Regions from separate parts of the Homo sapiens genome. Here region 2 is linked to region 1. Evidence: read pairs that join two places in POLR2A ChIA-PET (ENCODE). Cell type or tissue: PC-9. All regions are shown on one strand. Each heading gives the region's core, and the rest is flanking DNA. Links, peaks and the distances in the headings are about the cores only.

What was found. Peaks named below come from ENCODE experiments on the same cell type or tissue, not always from the same donor. Only the 100,000 strongest peaks of a DNase experiment are listed, where the experiment ranks them.
Region 2: POLR2A ChIA-PET joins it to region 1 with 6 read pairs; 3 of 35 experiments call an interaction of 5 or more read pairs at or near these places.

Annotation. Positions count from the first base shown.
Region 1 is chr12:64,156,005-64,166,941 of GRCh38, forward strand. It overlaps SRGAP1 (SLIT-ROBO Rho GTPase activating protein 1), which reads left to right. Exons shown (of 22, transcript NM_020762.4): 22 at 1-6,213. Among named protein-coding and RNA genes, the nearest start is that of KICS2, 61 kb to the right of the region's middle. In PC-9, for the core only: no CTCF peak of the experiment used is centred there; a DNase peak (open chromatin) is centred at 4,867; H3K27ac peaks cover 1,979 bases.
Region 2 is chr12:64,265,543-64,276,479 of GRCh38, forward strand. C12orf56 (chromosome 12 open reading frame 56) reads right to left here. Exons shown (of 13, transcript NM_001170633.2): 10 at 9,756-9,830; 11 at 9,359-9,433; 12 at 4,994-5,172; 13 at 1-1,746. The coding sequence ends at 1,641. It also overlaps the pseudogene OOEPP2. Among named protein-coding and RNA genes, the nearest start is that of KICS2, 49 kb to the left of the region's middle. In PC-9, for the core only: a CTCF peak has its summit at 8,357 (motif pointing right); no DNase peak of the experiment used is centred there.

The DNA.
Region 1 (10,937 bases), core at 2,477-7,476:
ACCGGAATCATTATTATCCCCATTTTTCAGATTAAAACAAACAAACAAAAGCTGAGGTTTAAAGAAATTATCTCTTGTAAAATCACACAGCTAACAATTGAGCCAGTATCTGGACCTAGATCTATTGCCTACAGAGCCGCACGTTTAACTACTGTTATCTTGCCTCCTTATTGCTCCACACACTTGAAATATAAATTTTTAAAGACATTTTATTCTTTTTTGTCTTCATCAGAATTTATTGAATCCTGATTATTTTTTCCTTAATGTTGATTTTGTAGACTCATTTGCAGGAAGAACAATGTCAGGTGGAGAGAAGGAATTGAATGAATATTTTTAATAAATTTGTAGATGTTAATATGATTTACTTATTTGCAATTTTCATAGCTATATGATATTCTATCCCATTTCCAGTGTTTTTGCTCTTTTAGTAGCAAATACTCTGAATCTCTGCATATGTTACTCATTTTCTATCATCCTATTCCTTGTGATGGATACCCAAGGGTACTCATCTACAGGATGAAAGGGTATGAGCACGTTTCTAGGTGCCCTGACCCCAAGATTAGGGGTTTTGTTAGAGGCAAAGCTAAAAGGAAATGATAAAATAAATGAATATTTATAGAAGTTAAATCTATTAATCTAGCCTTATTACACCGAGTACAACAGGGAATAATAAGCCATCTATCTGAACGTGCACGGTTAGGGCCTCAAGGAAAGTGGGCTCAGCAATGAGTGTTGGTACACATGGAAAATCACATTTGCCATGTTTTCTATGGCTTTGGGCTGCTGCTGCATCACTGCAGTTTAATAGGAGGAGGCTGGTGAAAATGTTACCAACTGCCAGGGGTCAATGGCGAAAGAACACATTTCTCTAGGAAAGATTACCTTCTCTGAAGAAGTGATAGGGGGAATAAGGCATAAAATTATCTGACCTGAGAGACCTTAACAGCTAGGCCTGCACTGCTCATGCTTTGGGACCAGAAAGCGGATGGTTTGATATGGTAGCTGCACTTCTAAAAAAAAAAGGGGGCATTCTTGGCAGGAGAAAGGGTGTTACATGGAAAGATCAGCGATAGTACACACGCCTTCCCATAGAGTGAGGTGGCTTTCCCACCCCTCAACACTCCTTCAGACCCCCACTGTAACAAAGGGATGTGTCTACCTCTAAATTCATCATTTACTGAACAAATAACTCATGAGGGTTACCATATGTCTGACACTGTAGGAAGAGCTGAAGCAGGGCCTAAAACACTATAGTGCAAGTATCTGTTTACACATCTGTATGAGAGTAATTGATGCTAGCTGCTGTAACAAACAACCCCCCAAACTCAGTAACACAATCAAGCTGTATTTCTCCTTCACATCATAGCCTGGTGTGGGTCAGGTAGGTGACTCAGGGTTCTAGGCTCCTTCCATTTTTTTGTCGCTGCCACACTGGAAATGGGATAGAATATCGTATAGCTATGAGAATTGCAAATAAGTAAATTATATTAACATGTACAAATTTATTAAAAATACTCTTTCAATTCCTTCTCTCTGCCTGACATTGTTCTTCCTGGAAATGAGTCTACAAAATCAACATTAAGGAAAAAATGATCAGGATTCAATAAATTCTGGATAGAAAAAAGAATAAAATGTCTTTAAAAATTTATATTTCAAGTGTGTGGGGGCAATAAAGAGGCCAGATAATAGTAGTTAAATGTGGGGCTCTGTAGGCAATAGATCTAGGTCAGATACTGGCTCAATTGTTAGCTGTGTGATTTCACAAGAGATAACTGATGCTAGCTGCTGTAACAAACAACCCCCCAAACTCAGTAACACAATCAAGCTGAATTTCTCCTTCACATCACAACTTGGTGTGGATCGGGCAGGTGACTCAGGGTTCTGGGCTCCTTCCATTTTTTTTGTTGCTGCCACCTTAGTACGTGGCCACCATGAAGAGGAAGAGAAAGCACTTGCAATGATGTGAGGTTTTCTGTCTTGGTATGGAGGAGACATGAATCACTACTGTACATGTCCAAGTCACATGGCAAGGGAGGCCAGGAAATGTCATCTTCCTATAATGCAAGAAAAAGAACCCAGGGCCGGGCACAGTGGCTCACGCCTATAATCCCCACAATTTGGGAGGCTGAGGCAAGAGGATTGCTTGAGCCCAGAGCAATTAAACACTGCCTGGTGCATAGTTAGTGCTCAAGAATTGTGCTATAATCAATGTTACTAAATTATCTAGGATTAGATGTTTCTAAATTAAAACTATTTCCTGCTTTGTATTTGTCCTTTATTCCAAAAACTTAAAAATTTCTCATTTCTGGTTTGTCAGGGATGAAATACTAAAGCAACTTCATGGATTGTGATTTCAAGTATATGAAAAGTTTAAGACCCAATTGCTTTTGAAGGAGATTCATCTAGAAAAACCAGGGATTCAAACCCAACACATCGGGTGCTAAAGTCTACCCTCTTAGTTGACATAGAATTAAATTAAAATCAGTATTGATTGGATTATGCTTTGATAAAAATGTAACTTCATTTAAGTCTAGTAAATAATTAGGATTATGAGGTCAGGAGTTTGAGACCAGCCTGGCCAATATGGTGAAACCCCGTCTCTACTAATGATACGAAAATTAGCCGGGCATGGTGGCGTGCACCTGTAGTCCCAGCTACTCGGGAGGCTGAGGCAGAAGTATCACTTGAACCCGGGAGGTGGACGTTGCAGTGAGCCAAGATCGCACCACTGCACTCCAGCCTGGGTGACAGGGTGAGACTCCATCTTAAGAAGAAAAAAAAAGCAATTACTTTTGCACCAACCTAATAAAAATGAAAAATCCCAATGAAAATGCATGAATATCATGTGCCTTGACAACTTACGGAGCATTTGGAACATGTCAAACAGTAATCAGAGGTCAGGTTGAGGAAAAAATGATAAGAACCCTCTCTGCCCCACCATTCACATCATTCAGTGGATCTATGTACTAAATCTAGCCAGTGGGTTGTGAGCAAAAATGATCTGTGTCACTTGTGGGTTAAAATATAAAAGAGTGCTAGGCACACTGGCTCGCACCTGTAATCCCAGCACTTTGGGAGGCTAAGTGGGAGGATCGCTTGAGCCTAGGAGTTCAAGACCAGCCTGGGCAACATAGCAAGACCCCATCCCTACAAAACAGTTTTTTAAAAAACTAGCTGTAGGGCAGGCACGGTGGTTCACACCTGTAATCCCAGAACTTTAGAAGGCCGAGGTGGGTGGATCACTTGAGGTCAGGAGTTCAGGACCAACCTGACCAACATGGTGAAACCCCATCTCTACTAAAAATACAAAATTAGCCAGGCGTGGTGGCGCATGCCTGTAATCCCAGCTACTCAGGAGGCTGAGGCAGGAGACTTGCTTTAACCCAGGAAGCGGAGGTTGCAGTGAGCCAAGATTGCACCATTGCACTCCAACCTGGGCAACAAAAGTGAAACTCCATCTCAACAAACAAACAAACAAACAAACAGTAGCTGGTTGTGGTGGTGTGTGACTGTGATCCCAGCTACTTGGGAGGCTGAAGTGAAAGGATCGCTTGAGCCTGGGAGGTAGACGCTGCAGTGAGCTGAGATCATACCTCTGCACTTCAGCCTGGGTGACAGAGTGAGATCCTGTCTCAAAAAATAATAACAATAACGTATGAGAGAGGATTCAAGCTTTCCAAGCAGTCTCTTCCCCTGCCATGGCACTCATAGAAGCCTCCCGTTAAGATGGCAGAGCTGTAATGCTAGAAAAGCACAGACTGTTAAGTCACTGCATGGAGGATGGTCATCCTGGAGAATTGTTTGGACTCGAGTGGACTCTACAACAGCAGGAAATAAACTACTGTTATATCAAGCTACTGACATTGAGAATTAGGTTGCATAGTTATGCCACAGCATAATGTAGCCTTTCCTGATGCATACAATTACTTTTCCTTTCTTTTTTCTTTTCCCTGGAGTTCATAATTACCTTTGTTTCATTTGCTTAGCTTTCTATTTACATAAATAGGTAAAAATTCCTTCTCAAAAATCTTTTACAGAAGTGTTCTCAAACTCAATGCATTGAAACATGCTATAGTTTATAAATCTTGGATCCATCACTTAAAGAGGCATTTGACCTGTTTCAGTATGGATAAGTTGTTCTCTAAGTCTACTGCATAGCTGAGAGCCTAAGATCTCTGGGGACTCACTCCACTTTTCTCTTGAGTTGGTTCCACTATTTCCTGGAACCTCATACAGCCATCTCAGCTAGTCATGACTGACCTAGATTTAACACAGTATATCCTTAATCAGCTTCCTGATTGAGAGTGTATTTTGAGACATTCCATGTCTAGAAAGTGTCTTTATCTCACATGTAATTGTGATAGTCTGGCTGAGTATAAAATCTTACTTAGGATGTTAACTTAAAATCAATGTGGTCAAGGAAAGGAGGAAAAATATGTCCTCCTAGTAATTCCCAGTGTAAGTGGAAATGACCCAGCCCTAGATTTACTTGGCTTTAGTTTCCATCACCATAGATTTCTCAATCAAAAGGCAAATATATCTCATATGTCGGAAGATTAATGTATGAATAATCAGTACCACTGGCATATGGCTACTCTCCTATTTTCCTTACCCCTTTGTCTTCACAAGGAAGCCCAGACTCTGTTTGCCAGTGGCTGGGTCCTGGGGCCGATAACTTCAAGCTAAACATTCAATATCAGTATGGTAGGTGAGGAAGATTTTCTCAGAGTGGCTCATTATCTGGAAAGTGTAAGAATGAGGTGGCAGAAAGAGGTAGAAACAGCATGAAAAGGCAGAGCCAAGGAGAGATCGACAAACAAGAAGGATTGTGCCCATATTTCTCTATTCTCTCTAGCATTATGAATCATTTCCCCTCAGGATTTTGGAGATGTTGCATCAGTGTTGCTACCGAACATTCCAAAGCCATTCTAATTCTGTTACTTTGTATGTTCTTTTTTTTCCCTATACATAATTTACTATTGCATGTTTTTCTCAGGGTTTCTGAAATTTCAGAATATCCTGATGTGGATCTATTTTGATTCATTGTACTGAAGACCATTTCAGCCCATCTTACACTTTGATTCTGGAAAGTCTTCTTTTCCCTGGAGCTTATAATTACTTTTATTTCATTTGCTTAGCTTTCTATGTACATAAGTAGATAAAAATTAATTCATTCTCAAAATCTTCCACAGAAATGCTTTCAAACTCAATGCATTAAAAACATGCTATAGTTTATAAACCTTCTTGGATCTATCAAGGAAGATTTATTTGATTATTTTATCTCCTCCATTCCATCTGTTTTCTTATAATTCCTAATATTTGGAGGTTGGACCTCATGAACTGATCCTATAATTTTACTAATTTTCCTCCAGTTTTTCATCTATTTGACTTTTTGCTCTATTTTCAGGGAAATATCCTCAACTTTATCTGCTAACTCTTCTGTTAAGTACTTTATTTCTGCTCTCATGCTTTTAATTTCCAAAAGCTCTTTTTGTGAGCTGGCTGTTCATTTTTTTATAGAATCCTGTCCTTATTTGACAGGTCCTATATATTTTTTTATTTTGAGATTATTAGTGATAGTTCTTCTAAGTTTTCTTCTCTCTGCACACTGTATTTCCTCTAAGTTGCTTTTTTAAATTTTTGACCTGTGTTTGCTTTGCTTTCGTTTATGTTACAGGCTTTCCTAAAATTCCTGGTGATCCTTGGCTATCTGCTCGAATTTAAAAACAAGCACTAAAGAAGGGCACTAAAAAACAGATTGTCATAGCAGTATTATCCATAATAGCCAAATGATAGAAGCAATGCAAATGTCCATCAACAGAGGGACAAATGAATAAGCAAATGTGGTATATTGATACAATGGAATACTATTCTGTAATGAAGATGGGAAAGAACGGAGTACTGATACACGCTACAACATGGGTAAACTGAAAACATTATTACGTGAAATAAGCCAGTCATAAACCACATATTGTGTATATTTTATCCATAAGAAATGTTCAGAATAGGCAAATCTATAAAAATACAAAGTAGATTTGTAGTTGCTGAGGGCTGGGAAAAGGGTTTGGGGAGAGAAATGACTGCTAATGGGAGTATGGGATGTTCTTTTGGGGCTGATAAAATGTTCCAAAATTCATTGTGTGATAACTACACATCTGTAAATATACTAAAAACCACTGAATTGTATCCAATAAAGTACTAAATTGTATGATATATGAATTATACCTCAATAATGCTCATTACCCTCCCCCTACCCCATTAGGTACCGGGCTGCACAGCAGGGGGTAAGTGACCATTACCGCCTGAGTTCTGCCTCCTGTCAGATCAGCCAAGGCTGATTCTCATGGGAGGGTGAACCCTACTGTGAACTGCACAATTGAGGGATCTAGGTTGTGCGCTCCTTATGACAATCTAATCCCCCTAAATCCCACTATCATCTGTGGAAAAATTGTCTTCCACAAAACCGGTCTCTGGTGCCAAAAAGGTTGGGAACTACTGCTCTAGAAAGTAAATCTCCAAGTCTCCTGGTAGAGCAATAAGGAGTATATTTGCCTGGCCACATGGAGTTGGAAAATATATTGAGACTTAACTGCTTCTTATAGCTACAAATATCCCTGTTTCAGCCTCACCTCACAGAAATATCAAGTGGGATCAATTTCTGAAACTTTGAGAAGTTTCCTTAATGCAAGTCAGGTTTCCAGTTTGGGATTCAACTTTCTTCAGATGCTAAATTAATTATTCTTTGCAATCTCTTTTGTAGCTTCCAAAGCTTTGTAACTGTTGTACCTCTCTTATTTTCTTTAACCTGTGTGCTTATATCTTCTTTTAAATGCCCCTAATTGTCCTTAAGAGAGGTGTTTGGAGGCTGTAAAGATAAATGTCTGTCTTGAAATCACCACCTTTAAACACAAGCTCCTCCTTTAGCTTCTTAACAAATCCTTTCTGCTTAAAATCAATTGGAGTGGGTTTCTGATGCTTGCAACTGAAAGTGCTGACTGATACAAGTTGTTAGGAACAATTTTCTTCCTAGTAAAGGTAAAATAGTTATTCTTGGCTGGGTGACGTGGCTCACGCCTGTAATCCCAGCACTTTGGGAGGCTGAGGCGGGTGGATCACGAAGTCAGGAGATTGAGACCATCCTGGCTAACACGGTGAAATTCCATCTCTACTAAAAAATACAAAAAAATTAGCCAGGCATGGTGGCGGGCGCCTATAGTCCCAGCTACTCGGGAAGCTGAGACAGGAGGGCATGAACCCAGGAGGTGGAGCTTGCAGTGAGCCGAGATTGCACCACCACACTCCAGCCTGGGCAACAGAGTGAGACTCCATCTCAAAAAAAAAAAAAAAAAAAAAAAGTTATTCTTGAGAGGAGAGTAAACAGAACCCTGAATGTTAAAAAGGTACATGCTAGTTGGGACCAAGCTGCCTTTTAACCAGGGAGAATTTCCCAAATTCTGCAGACAACAACAGTTGCAAAATAGTGCCTATCTACACCAGGGGGTGTGTGAGCATCCCATTTGCTGCCTCAAGAGAAGATGGCTTGGCTGCAAAATAATCAGCTAGCATCATGATGACAGGATCAAATTTACACATAACAATATTAACCTTAAATTTAAATAAGCTAAATGCCCCAATTAAAAGACACATTGTAGAGAGTCAAGACCCATAGGTGTGCTGTATTCAAGAGACCCCTCTCACATGCAAAGACATACATAGACTCAAAATAAAAGGATGGAGGAAAATTTACCAAGCAAATGGAAAATCCAAAATGCAGGGCTTGCAATCCTAGTTTCTGAAAAAACAGACTTTAAACCAACAAAGATCAAAAAAGACAAAGAAGGCCATTATATAATGGTAAAGGAGTCAATTCAATAAGAAGAGCTAACTATCCTAAATATATATGCATCCAATACAGGAGCACCCAGATTCATAAATAAGTTTTTAGAGACATACAAAGAGACCTAGACTCCCACACAATAATAGTGGGAGACTTTAACACCACCACTGTCAATATTAGATAGATCATCATCAAGACAGAAAATTAACAAAGATATTCAGGACTCAAACTCAGCTCTGGATCAAGTGGACCTAATAGATATCGACAGAACTCTCCACCCCAAAATAACAGAATATACACTCTTCTCAGTGCCACTTGGCACTTCCTCTAAAATTGCTCACATAACTGGAAGTAAATCACTCCTCAGCACATGTAAAAGAACTGAAATAACAAACAGTCTCTCAGACCACAGTGCAATCAAATTAGAACTCAAGATTAAGAAATTCACTCAAAACCATACAACTACATGGAAACTAAACAACTTGCTCCTGAATGACTCCTGGGTAAATAATGAAATTAAAGCAGAAATCAAAAAGTTATTTGAAACCAATAAGAACAAAGAGACAACGTACCAGAATCTCAGGGACACAGCTGATGCAGTGTTAAGAGGGAAATTTATAGCACTAAATACCCACATCAAAAAACCTAGAAAGATCACAAATAGACACCCTAACATCACAACTAGAAGAACTAGAGAACCAAGAGAAAACAAACCCCAAAGCTAACAGAAGACAAGAAATAACCAAGCTCAGAGTAGAAGTAAAGGAGATAGAGACTTGAAAAACCCTTCAAAAAAATCAATGAACGCAGGAGCTGGTTTTTTGAAAAATAATAATAAAATATATAGACTACTAGCTAGAGTAATAAAGAAGAAAAGAGAGAAGAATCAAATAGACACCTTAAAAAATGATAAAGGGGTATCACCACTGACCCCACAGAAATACAACCAACCATCACAGAATACTATAAGCACCTCTGCAAATCAACTAGAAAATCTAGAAGAAAAGGGTAAATTCCTGGACACATACACACTCCCAATATTGAACCAGGAAGAGGTTGAATCCCTGAAGAGACAAATAAACAAATTCTGAAATTGAGGCAGTAATAAATAGCCTAACAACAACAACAACAAAAACCCAGGACCAGATGGATTTACAGGTGAATTCCACCAGAAGTACAAAGAAGACCTGATACCCTTTCTTCCAAAACTATTCCAAACAATTGAAAAGGAGGGACTCCTCCCTAAGACATTCTATGAGACCAGCATCATCTTAATAACCAAAACCTGACAGAAATACAATAACAAAAAAAGGAAAACTTCAGGCCAATATCCCTGATGAATATTGATGCAAAAATACTCAATAAAATACTGGTAAACCAAATACAGTAGCACATCAAAAAGCTTATTCACCACAATCAAGTTGGCTTCATCCCCAGGATGCAAAGCTGGTTCAACATATGCAAATCAATAAAAATAATTCATCAAATAAACAGATCTAAAGACAAAAACCACATGATCATCTCAACAGATGCAGAAAAGACCTTTGGTAAAATTCAACATCCCTTCACCTTAAAAACTCTCAATAAACTAGGTATTGAAGGAACATACCTCAAAATAATAAGAGCCATTTATGACAGAGCCACAGCCAATATCATACCGAGTGGGCAAAAGCTGGAAGCATTCCCCTTGAAAACTGGCACCAGACAAGGATGCCTTTTCTCACCACTCCTATTCAATATAGTACTGGAAATTCTGGCTAGGGCAATCAGGCAAGAGAAAGAAATAAAGGGTATTCAAACAGGAAGAGAGGAAGTCAAATTGTCTCTGCTTGCAGATGACATGATCCTATATCTGGAAAACTCTATCATCTCAGCCCAAAAACTTCTTAAGCTGATAAGCAACTTCAGCAAAGTCTCAGGATACAAAATCAACGTGCAAAAGTCACAAGCATCCCTATTCACCAACAACTGGCAAGTAGAGAGCCAAATCATGAATTAACCCCCATTCACAATGGCTACAAAGAGAATAAAATACCTAGGAATACAGCTAACAAGGGAAGTGAAGGACCTCTTCAAAGAGAACTACAAACCACTGCTCAAGGAAATCAGAGAGGACACAAACAAATGGAACAACATTCCACGCTCATGAATAGGAAGAATCAATAACGTGAAAATGGCCATACTGCCCAAAGTAATTTATACATTCAATGCTTTTCCCATTAAACTACCATTGACAGAATTGGAAGAAACTATATTAAAATTCATATGGAACTAAAAAAAGAGCTTGTATAGCCAAGACAATCCTAAGCACAAAGAACAAAGCTGGAGGCATCATGCTACCAGATTTCAAACTATACTACAAGGCTACAGTAACCAAAACAGCATGGTACTGGTACAAAAACAGACACATAGATCAATGGAACAGAATAGAGAACTCAGAATTAAGACCACACATATACAACCATCTGATCTTTGACAAACCTGACAAAAACAGGCAATGAGGAAAGGATTCCCTATTTAATAAATGGTGCTGGGAGAACTGGCTAGCCATATGCAGAAAATTGAAACTGGACCCCTTCCTTACACCTTATACAAAAATTAACTCAAGATGGATTAAAGACTTACATGTAAAACTCAAAACTATAAAAAGCCCTAGAAGAAAATCTAGGCAATACCATTCCGGACATAGGTACGGACAAAGATTTCATGACGAAATCGCCAAAAGCAATTGCAACAAAAGCAAAAATTGACAAATGGGATCTAATTAAACTAAAGAGCTTCTGCACAGCAAAAGAAGCTATCATTAGAGCAAACAGGCAACCTACAGAGTGGGAGAAAAGTTTTGCAATCTATCCATCTGACAAAGGTCTAATATCCAGAATCTACAAAGAACTTAAACAAATTTATAAGAAAAAAACAACTCCATTAAAAAGTGGGCAAAGGGTCAAGTGCAATGACTCACGCCTGTAATACCAGCACTTTGGGAGGCCGAGGTGGGTGGATCACTTGAAGTCAGGAGTTGAAGACTAGCCTGGTCAACATAGTGAAACCCTGTCTCTACCAAAAATGCAAAATTAGCTGGGCATGGTGGTGTGCTCCT
Region 2 (10,937 bases), core at 3,398-8,397, 110 kb after region 1:
TTCCACCTAGCAGAGGAAGCCCAGGAAGAAACAGATGTGGCCTGGAAAGGGGGCCTGACTTGCTTGAAGTCAAATAGCTGGTCATTTGGCTCTGTCAGAACCTGGAATAAAATGTCCTAGTAATTATCTCCACTGCCCAACACAGGCGAATCTGGCTTAGGAACTCTTTCTTTGGAAGTAGATTTTTCTCTGATCCTCCCTCAAGTCATAATAAGTTGAATGGAGAGTCCAGTTCCTATGTTCTTAGAAGTCCAAATTCAACACCTCACGGTGATGCCAAAGTTAAGTATTTGTGGAATTAAATTAGTTTATGGCATAAAATATAGTAAAGACAAGTTTTTAAATGGTTGTGGGAGAGCCATAACTGCTCGTAGACAATTTATCTTTCATAGAGACTCTATGGGACTACACAAATTAGCCCACAGATGCCTGAAACAGAGTGGCACCATGCACTTAATTTTGTTGAAGTCCAAGCTTCTTTCTCTATGATAAAAGAGGAAGTGACATTCTATACAGCTATGCCTGTGTTCTGCTCATTCTTCCAGGAATACTTTTGTCACTAGAATTTGTATAGGTGGAGGAGGAGGGTGTCATCCTATTGCTCAGCATTTCCCAAATAATCACTCTGTAGCTTATACTCCCCACAACAGTTTATCTCAGGATGTTTCGTGGCTTCACACCACTCACCATTATTACACCAGTGAAACTCACCAGATTATATTTTCTGTGTTCACTCTCCATAGGCTTCTGTTCCCTTGATAGATTTTTGTCTTAGAACCTTTTTTTCTGGAGAAACGCTACTGTTTAGCACCACTTTATGTATGTCAGAATGGATGTAGGTTTCTTTGTAGCAGATTTTAAAACTCTGGCCTCCGGCCTTGGTGGTTTCTGGTGCAGGAACTGAGAGACCCTTTGGTGTTCTACCTGGAGGCGTGGCTGGCGGATGAGATCTTGAGTGAGTGACCTTAGGCCCAGACCAAGCTGTAATTCCAGAAGTGGCGTGGATGCGCCAGGCCCTGCTGGTGGTGGACATAGTGGACTCCAAGAACCTAGTCGAAATAATGGTTTTTGGATGGCTCTGAGTACAGAATCGGGTGAAGAGCATGCTCCTGTGCCTGGCATGGTTTCACCGAGAACACTGTGCCCAAGCTGAGAAGATAAAACACCTTGAGAAGAACTTGAATGCCCATGCCTCAGGCCCCCACACTCCCCGGCATCCTATTGCTTAAGCAACAGAACTATTATCAGGAGAATTTTGAGAACCTTCTTGCTTTTGCTGCTAAGGTGGAAGAGAAGTGAGTACAGCTTTCCTAAATCCCTGCATTCCTTTTTCCTGTGTCTTGATGGATAGTCGTTTATTTTGTGGCAAGAGTGAGTTTGAAGAACTACTCTAATAAAGAAATGGCTCTTTTGCCCAATGGCATAAAGATCTTTGCACACTTATAATAAATCAAATTTATTTTTTAAAATTTTAAACTTCTCATAGAGAGGTATTGATGGAACATTCAATTAAAATCTTTGTTTATAGGACTCAGAGATAGCCAGATATTAAACAAATAAAAAAATGTTTCTCGTGAATATCAAGTTGACTCTTGATTAACATTTTATACTCTTATTAACATTGCGTACATTGTTTGTTTCTATTCAACCAATTTCAGAACTTCATGAAAAAGTTGAATGGTAGGTTGAGTGATGGGGTAACACAATGGGAGCCTTTTCTGCAAGGCTGGCATGTGAATAAAGTACCTGCAAATCATAAAAAGAAACAAAATAGAGAGTTTTAAAAACAAGAATTTTCACATTGGTCACTTGAGTACATTCACACTCACTGGCTAGGGTTGTTGGGTGTGGGAATCTAAGCTACAAGACTTGGTCAGCATTTTCAGATCTCCAATCTCCCCCATTTGTGACCTAGAAAATCTCTGACATGTGGACTGTCCCTCCAATCTCCCCCATTTGTGACCTAGAAAATCTCTGACATGTGGACTGTCCTCACCACAGTATGAGCAGAGGCTCCTGCTTCTTGGTTTATCAGGCAATGCGCAGTGAGGTGTTGAAATGAAAGGGTCAAGCTGTGGTGACTACTAGGGCCAAGTCAAGAGGGAAGAGTAGAACTCATCCCCCACGGCCTCAGTAAAAGCCTAGGAAAGGCCAGAGGAAGAGGCAAAAATGAGAAAGACTTCAACCATCCCCTTGGATGACTTAAAAGAATGGTTCTCAACCCTGATGCACATTGGAATCACCTGGAGAGCTTTATCTTTAAAATCTCACAGCCCTGGTACCACGCCAGACAAATGGAAACAGAATTTCTACGTGTGACACCTGGTTATCAGTATTTTTTTAATAGGTTGAGTATCTCTTATCCAAAATGATTGCAATCAGATGTGTTTCGGATTTCAGATTTTTTCAGATTTTGGAGTATCTGCATTATACTTAATGGTTGAGCATCCCTAATATGAACATGTAAAATCTGAAATGCTACAATGAGCATTTACTTTGAGCATCATGTTGGTGTTCAAATGATTTCGGATTTTGGAGCATTGCAAATTTTGGATTTTTGGTTTAGGGATGCTCAACCTGTAGTTGCTCAGATAATTCCAATGCAATGTGAGTTGAAAACACTAGTTTAAAACAAGAATCCACACCTAAATGGCTACCAGTAATGTAATTTAGGGGGTAAGAGTAAGCAAGAGAGAGAGGAGATGGTGGCAAACTAAACAGTACATGATGCACCTAAGGGGGTAGCTGCAGGAGTTCTGCCTAACTGTTGTCATCTCACAAGTGTGACACCACTTTGCCAGTTGTCCTGATTTTCAGATGTTTGTATCTAAGTTTTAAAAATTGAGTTGTATGATACATGCTACAATGTGGATGAACCTTGAAAACATTAAGCTCAGTGAAGTCAGACACAAAAGATCACATATTATACGCTCCATTTATGTAGAATGTCCAGAATAGGCAAATCCATCACAACAGAAAGTAAATTAGTGGTTTCCAGGGGTTAGGAGGAGGAGAATATGTGGTGTGATTGCTTAATGGATACTGAGTTTCTTTTGAGGTGATGAAAATGGTGTGCAATTAGATAGTTATGACAGTTGCAAAATATGGTGAATTTAAAAACTATGGAATTGTATATTTTAAAATGGTAAATTTCATACTATGTGAAATTTACCTTAATATATATATTTTTTTAAGTGAGGAGGTGCAAGAGGGAAGAGATGGGAATTGGGTTGTTTGGACGAGCTCAGAGCCAAACAAATCCCTTTTATGGGAGTCAGAATGGAACACCTCATGGAAGACAAAAAGTCCATGGCTGAGTGTGGTGGCTCACACCTGTAATCCTAGCACTTTAGGAGGCCGAGGCAGGTGAATCACTTGAGGCCAGGAGTTCAAGACTAGCCTGGCCAACATGACAAAACTCCATCTCTACTAAAAATACAAAAATTAGCTAGGCGTGATGGTGCATGCCTGTAGTCCCAACTACTCAGGAGGCTGAAGTGGAAGGGGGCATTGCTTGAGCCCAGGAGGCAGAGATTGTGATAAGCCGAGATCACAGCACTACACTCCAGCCTAGGTGGCAGAGTGAGACCCTGTGTCAAAAAAAAAAAAGTCTATAAATTGGACTGTAGTTTTTTTTTAAAAAAAGACAATCTAAGGCTGTAATTTATGTCTCCACATCCTTTTACGTCTTCATCCAAACAAATGACAAAGCTGTGTCCGCTGTACCCTTTTCATCTTAAGTCAGAGACAACCTGGGTTTTCTCCTTAATGGGTGCTATGCAGGGCTGCACTGCTAAGTGCACTTGGCTTTGGCAGCCTATAAATAGAAATGGAACCCCTGAGGTGCAGGAGAACAGGCTGGCAGATGAAGCCAATGCTGGCTACTGTTCTTTCTTACTGTTCTGTTACTGAGAGGGGTAAGTGAAACAAACAAAACCCCTGATAACCATGTTCATTAATTGTTACTCCTTTATCAATTGCTTCTGTCCAATAACTCAATTGTAAGTCACAATCCATAATTTATTATCCTCTTCAGTGAAGTTTATTTACACTTTTTTTTTTTTGAGGCGGAATATCCCTCCGTTGCCCAGGCTGGAGTGTGTCAGCATGATCTCAGCTCACTGCAACCTCTGCCTCCTGGGTTCAAGTGATTCTCCTGCCTCAGCCTCCCGAATAGCTGGGATTACAGGCGTGCACCACCAGGCTCAGCTTATTTTTGTATTTTTAGTAGAGACGGGGTTTCACCATGTTGCTCAGCCTGGTCTCAAACTCCTGACCTCAAGTAATCTGCCCGGCTCAGCCTCCCACAGTGCTAGGATTACAGGCATGAGCCACCATGCCCAGCCAAGTTTATTACTCTTAATTACTCACAGCAGGTTAAAATTATTACTACTTCCGTGAGATGCAGCTACAATAAAGACAATGAGTGACAAACCGTTCTTCAAAGAGAGTTTGATGTTTCACTAGTCTTTTCTGGCCTGGGAATATACTTCAAATGGCAATGGTTCTTAGAGGTCCCCAAAATCCTACCATTTTCACAGATCAAAGTGAAATATTATTAAAAACAAAAATAGGCCAGGTGCGGTGGCTCACACCTGTAATCCCAGCACTTTGGGAGGCTGAGGTGGGTGGATCATCAGGTTAGGAGTTCGAGATCAGCCTGACCAACATGGTGAAACCCTGTCTCTACTAAAAATACAAAAAAAAAATTAGCCAGGCATGGTGGCGGGCGCCTGTAATCCCAACTACTCAGGAGGCTGAGGCAGGAGAATTGCTCAAATCTGGGAGGCAGAGGTTGCAGTGAGCCAAGATTGCACCACTGTATTCCAGCCTGGGTGACAGAGCAAGACTCCATCTCAAAAAGAACAAACAAACAAAAAAGAATTCCTGATAAATACCTAATCTTCTAAATATTGGACCATGTTGCAGGTTTGCATGAACTCAGAAATGAGTGAAATCTTACTGCAGATTAGATTCAGACATTTTTTCTTACCTGAATTCTTCTCTGTAGTTATTCCTAATATACTCAGCTAGAGTCCTGCTGTGCCGCAGACAGCTCTTGAGGATGTAAAATTGCTGGTACAACAGAACTGCTTGGCAGGGACTTAGCAGCTGAAATGAAGCTGAAAGACCCCTCACCACTTGTTTCACAATACTGGCCACAAAAGTAATCTAGACAAGGAAAATACAGTTACATGTAGGCTGTGTGCCACCCACAAAAGCAACTATTTCAGCTGGAGCTTCAACTACAAATCTAGACTGAGGCCCTCACTACCCTAACACCACTGTTGCAATGTTCCTTATTGAAATGGTATCCAATGTCAAATAAAAAGTATAGGAGGAAGCTGGGCATGGTGGCTCACGCCTGTAATCCCAGCACTTTGGGAGACCAAGGCAGGTGGATCACGAGGTCAGGAGTTCGAGATCAGCCTGACCAACATGGTGGAACCCCGTCTCTACTAAAAATACAAAAATCAGTCAGGCGTGGTGGTGCATGCCTGTAATCCCAGCTACTCAGGAGGCTGAGGCAGGAAAGTCGCTTAATTCGGGAGGCAGAGGTTGCAGTGAGCCGAGATCATGTCACTGCACTCCAGCCTGGGCAACAGAGCAAGATTCCATCTCAAAAAAAAGTATAAGAGGCCAGGTCGGGCACTGTGCCTCATCTGTAATCCCAGCACTTTGGGAGGCTGAGGCGGGTAGATCACTTGAGGCAGGGAGTTCTAGACAGCCTGGTTAACATGGCAAAACCCCATCTCTACTAAAAATACAAAAATTTGCCAGGCATGGTGTCACATGTCTGTAATCCCAGCTACTTGGGAGGCTGAGGCACAAGAACTGCTTGAATGCAGAGGCAGAGGTTGCAGTGAGCCAAGATCGCACCACTGCACTCCAGCCTGGGCGAGTGCAAGTAGTTACTCTTCTGTGTAATTACAATCCATAAACGTAGGCTTGTGTGAAAAGCAGAAAAGAACACTAGTGCCTTTTCAAACTCTAACCAACAGGTCACACTACACACCCATTGAATTAGTATCAGTAAAAATGTGTTGCCTTTTCTATTGTAATATGTTGCAACTGGCCCTTCCCTACAGGTAGGGCAAGTAGGTGGAAGTGGATTTTTCCCATTCCAGACCATTTACATGTGTTGACAAAACATTATATATATATTGATTAAACATATATTGCCTGGCAAACACAGCTTGAGCTGAGAGAGTCTGAGGCAGTAGAACAGAACAATGTTAATTAGCCTATTTAGAAATTAAGTTTTTAACTTTTCTAGCACCTTTCTCTAACCAAGTAAGATAATGAGAGCTGACTGACATGCAGGTGCATAGCAATGATCCCAGTTTCTTTGCTTGCAAATGTCTCTTGAATGATTTGTTTCTGCCCATACTGTTTATAACTGGGTTAATATTGAAGCTTTCTTTTGCCAACCCTTCATCCTTACATGCTTCATGGTCACAGACTAGCCTCATACTCAACCCAATTCCTTTGGTGAACCAACTTTAGAGGCTGGTAAAGAAACTTCCTTTTAGCCAGAGTACAGTGGCACATGCCTGTATTCCCAGCTACTTAGGAGGCTGAGGCAGGAGGACTGCTTGAGCCCAGGAGTTTGAGACCAGCCTGGGAAACATAGCAAGACCCCATCTCATTTTTAAAAATTTTTTAAAATAAATAAATGCGGCCAGGCACGGTGGCTCACAGCTGTAATCCCAGCACTTTAGGAGGCCGAAGTGGGAGGATCTCCTGAGGTCAGGAGTTTGAGACCAGCGTGGCTAACATGGTGAAACCCTGTCTCTACTAAAAATACAAAAATTAGCCAGTCGTGGTGGCAGGTGCCTGTAATCCCAGCTACTTGGGAGACTGAGGTAGGAGGATCACTTGAACCCAGGAGGTGGAGGTTGCAGTGAGCCGAGATCGCACCACTGCACTCCAGCCTGGGTGACAAAGGGAGACTCTGTCTCAAATAAATAAATAAATAAATAAATAAATACCATGCAGGAAGGCTTACATGGGAAATGAAAGTAAAAAAATAAAAATAAAAAAATAAATAAATAAAAAGAAACTTTCCTGTTACGTGGAGTCTGTAAAACCCAGATTTCCACACATCAGTCCATGTAATAGGGTCTGCAGCCACCACACAGAAAACAAAGGGGTCTTGCATCTTGCACATATGAGCTTCCATTGCTGTGAATGACTATAACTTTCAAACATTCTGTGAAATGGTCTGAGATTGGTTGGGGCCTGTGTGCTACTGAGGAAGACAAGTTCATGGGCTCAACTTCTGTAGAAGGCAGCTGGCTGTTCTACTGACAAATGTACCCTCTGGCCCCAGCCAGCTTTGTGTAAACATATGTCATAGGGATCTGACAAGACAGTCTAGATCCCATAGAACAGACCCAACATCACTCTAGAGAAACAGCAGGGGACCACTGATGGTCCAACAGATGCGTGTCCATATATGGAAAGAGAACAGGCCGGGCACAGTGGCTCATGCCTGTAATAGCAATTTGGGAGGCCAAGGTGGATGATCACCTGAGGTCAGGAGTTCCAGACCAGCCTGGGCAACATGGCGAAACCCCGTCTGTACTAAAAAATACAAAATTTAGCCGGGTATGGTGGCAGGTGCCTGTAATCCCAGCTACTTGGGAGGCTGAGGCAGGAGAATTGCTTGAATCTGGGAGGTGGAGGTTGCAGTGAGCTGAGATCGCAGAACTACTGCACTCCAGCCTGGGCAACAGAGCAAGACTCTGTCTCAAAAAAAAAAAAAAAAAAAAAAGAACATATTACCTCGTGTCCATCAGCAATGGAAATTTAGTTTAGATTACTCTTTTGAAGAGATTTCCAATTAAGTGTTTGTTGACTGAATGCATAAGTTTGAGGAGGTGGGAAGAGATTAAGGGATAAAGCCTCTACTACAATTAATTCAGCAGATATTTTACTGAACATTTATGGTGTGCCTAGCACAACAGACATAGCTTCTACCCTCACGGCACTGGCAGTCTGTTGGAAGAGAAAGACATTGTATCAGTCGTGATGGACTAGATTATGCTGTGGTAACAAACCTCCCAAAATACCAGTGCTTTGCTTGAAACAGCAAAGGTTGATTACTCATTCACACTGCATGTCCCAGAGGGGTCTGCAGGGCTCTGCTCACTGTGGTTACTCTTGGCCATCTGCAGGCAGGGCAGCCACCTTGTGGGTGCTATGCCGAAGGAAAAGAGAATGCCAGGTGGCACATACTGGCTCTTAAAGCTTCTGCCCAGAAGTGACATAGGCCACTTCTGATCACATTTCATTAGCCAAAGCAGCCACAGAGACCGCCTCCACCCCACAATTTCACATGGAGAGGGAAGTGCAGTCCCACCATGTGCCCAGAAGGAGGCAGAGACAGAATATGAGTGGGCACTAATGGCTGTGACACGGCAGAAGCAAATAATAACACAAACAAATGCAAACTGCAACAGTGACGAGGCCTATAAAGCAGAGGAAGAGGACACCATGCCATGCACTGTTTGTGCCTCTAATGAGGGAATCTCCCCTGTCACGGGGGGCAGAGAAGCGTCCTCCACTGCCACACCCCAGGAAGGGGCCCTGAGGCCTGAGGGATGAGTAGAAGTTGACCAGGTGAAAAAGGGAGGGAAAGCATTTCCAATGGAGAGACAGATGCAACGGTACAGGTCCTGTGATGCAGCTGCAGGGAGGGGGGTGGTGGTGGGGAGAGGGATGGTGAGCAAGAGACCCACACAGCAGGGAGGCTGAGGGACCAGAGGAAGCTGTCGGCCATAGCACGCAGGGCCCTGTAGGCCATGTTAAGGAGTTTAGTCTTCATTCAGAAGGAAGAGTTATTGAGAGATTTGAAGCAAGGGATGACAATCAGATTTTTATTTCAAATGGATCCCTCAGCCTGTAATCTGGTGGGAAGACAGGGACAGACCATTGAGATGTGATTGTAGCATCAAGGAAAGAAATGGTGATAATAGGAACTAGGATGGTGTCTGTGGGACAGAGCACACAAATGATCCCAAGTGTTAGATTCATGCTCACTATTTAAGGTAAATGTTTATCTTTTTACCTAATTATACAGCTAATAATTTAATATTCTGTTTTCTACATGTATCTTAGAGTTTTTCATGAAATAACGTTCCCATTTAAGATATAATTTCAGTACCTTAAACATTCAGGTCCAAAATGTAAAAACGATTTATCAATTAAATAATAAACTGTCAAATTTACACTTTGCTTCTGGTTGATAAACTTGATTACATCACAGGGAAAATCTGTGTTTTATTAATTAAGCACAAGAGTATCTGTTTAATTAGGCTTGGGGGTGATTTCGTTTTGACTTCTAGATACTTACGATGGGAGGACAGCTTTGTAGAAAGGACATTATCCAGCTAATAGCAAACTTTGTGGATCCCAATCCGAGATTTCCCTAAAAGACTCAAGGAAATAAACAAGTTATATTCATAAAGTTCAAGTAGTATATAAAAGGATACTCATTCTTAAATACATTTTTATCCTGATTAATCGAATCCTTAAAATCAGTTTTGGAAAATAAACTAGATGAGCACTTAAGAGCAAAGTTCATATCATTGAAATCAACCAGTTTTGGAGACCATCTCAAGTACAAGCATTTTTGATATATTATTAATCATATAACATAATCACATAATATACATATATCATAATATATAATAGTCATGTAATTTATAGTTACATAAAATATGTAAAAATATAATTTTTAAAAATTGTACCTGCTGAAAGACCAGAAGTATCTCATATAAAAGTGCTGTAGCAGTATTTGTATACTCCAGAATAAGCTTCTGTAACTAGAATTTTCAAGAATAATCAATGCAATGTCATAAGCCAAGTCAGAAAACGATAATTTCCCATGGTTCCCTTTAGGTACTTATACAATAAACTTTCTCTTTTTTTTGAGACAAGGTCTCATGCTGCCACCCAGGTGGGAGTACAGTGCTGTGGTCATGGGTCTGTGCAGCCTCAAACTCCTGGGCACAAGCCATTCCTCTCACCTCTGCTTTCTGTGTAGCTGGGACTACAGGTGCAAGCTACCATGCTGGCTAATCTTATTTTTTTAATTTTTTGTAGAGATGAGGTCTCACTATATTGCCCAGGCTGGTCTCAAATTCCTGAGCCCAACCCATCCTTTCACCTCAGTCTCCCCAGTAGCTAGGACTACAGGTATGTGCCACCATGCCCAGGTAATTTTTGATTTTTTATTTTTGTAGAGACAGGGTCTCGCTTGTTGCCCAGGCTGGTATGGAACTCTTGGCCTCAAGTGATTCTCCCACCTCTGCCTCCTGAGTAGCTGGGATTCAGATGCAAGCCATTATCCCTGGCTGGCCCACAGAATACTAAGACAAAAAATTGCATATTTGATTTGCAAAATCAATCAGATCAACAACCCTACTTCCTTTCAAGAATGTAGAAATACACACCCCCCCCCGCGAGTTGAGGTGAGAGATTCTCTGGGGAATTTAGGCTTATTCCCAAATTAAACTAAGATTCCTTCTGTGGGATGGATAAATAGAGGGTTTAGAGATACTTCATTCCTCTCAAGAATTCCAAACTCCTCTTTACAATTACTATCCCTTTTCTTCATTTATTTACTCAACAAATATGCATCAGACACCATGCTAGGTGTTGGGGACGCAAGGGAGAACAACACAGACATGAGACCTGCCCTCATGGAACATACAATCTAGTTGGGGAACAAACATCAAGTGATCAAATACACAAATGCCTAATTATAAACTGAGACAAGGGCTATGAAAGAAATGTACAGGAAGTTAAGGGAGCTCTATAAAGGAGGACTAGTCTCATTTGGTGGTCAAGGAATGCTTCCCTCTGGCCAATATCTTTCCTTACCTAGATTATGGCACTAACTTCTTAATAGCCCTGCCTATCTGAGTCTT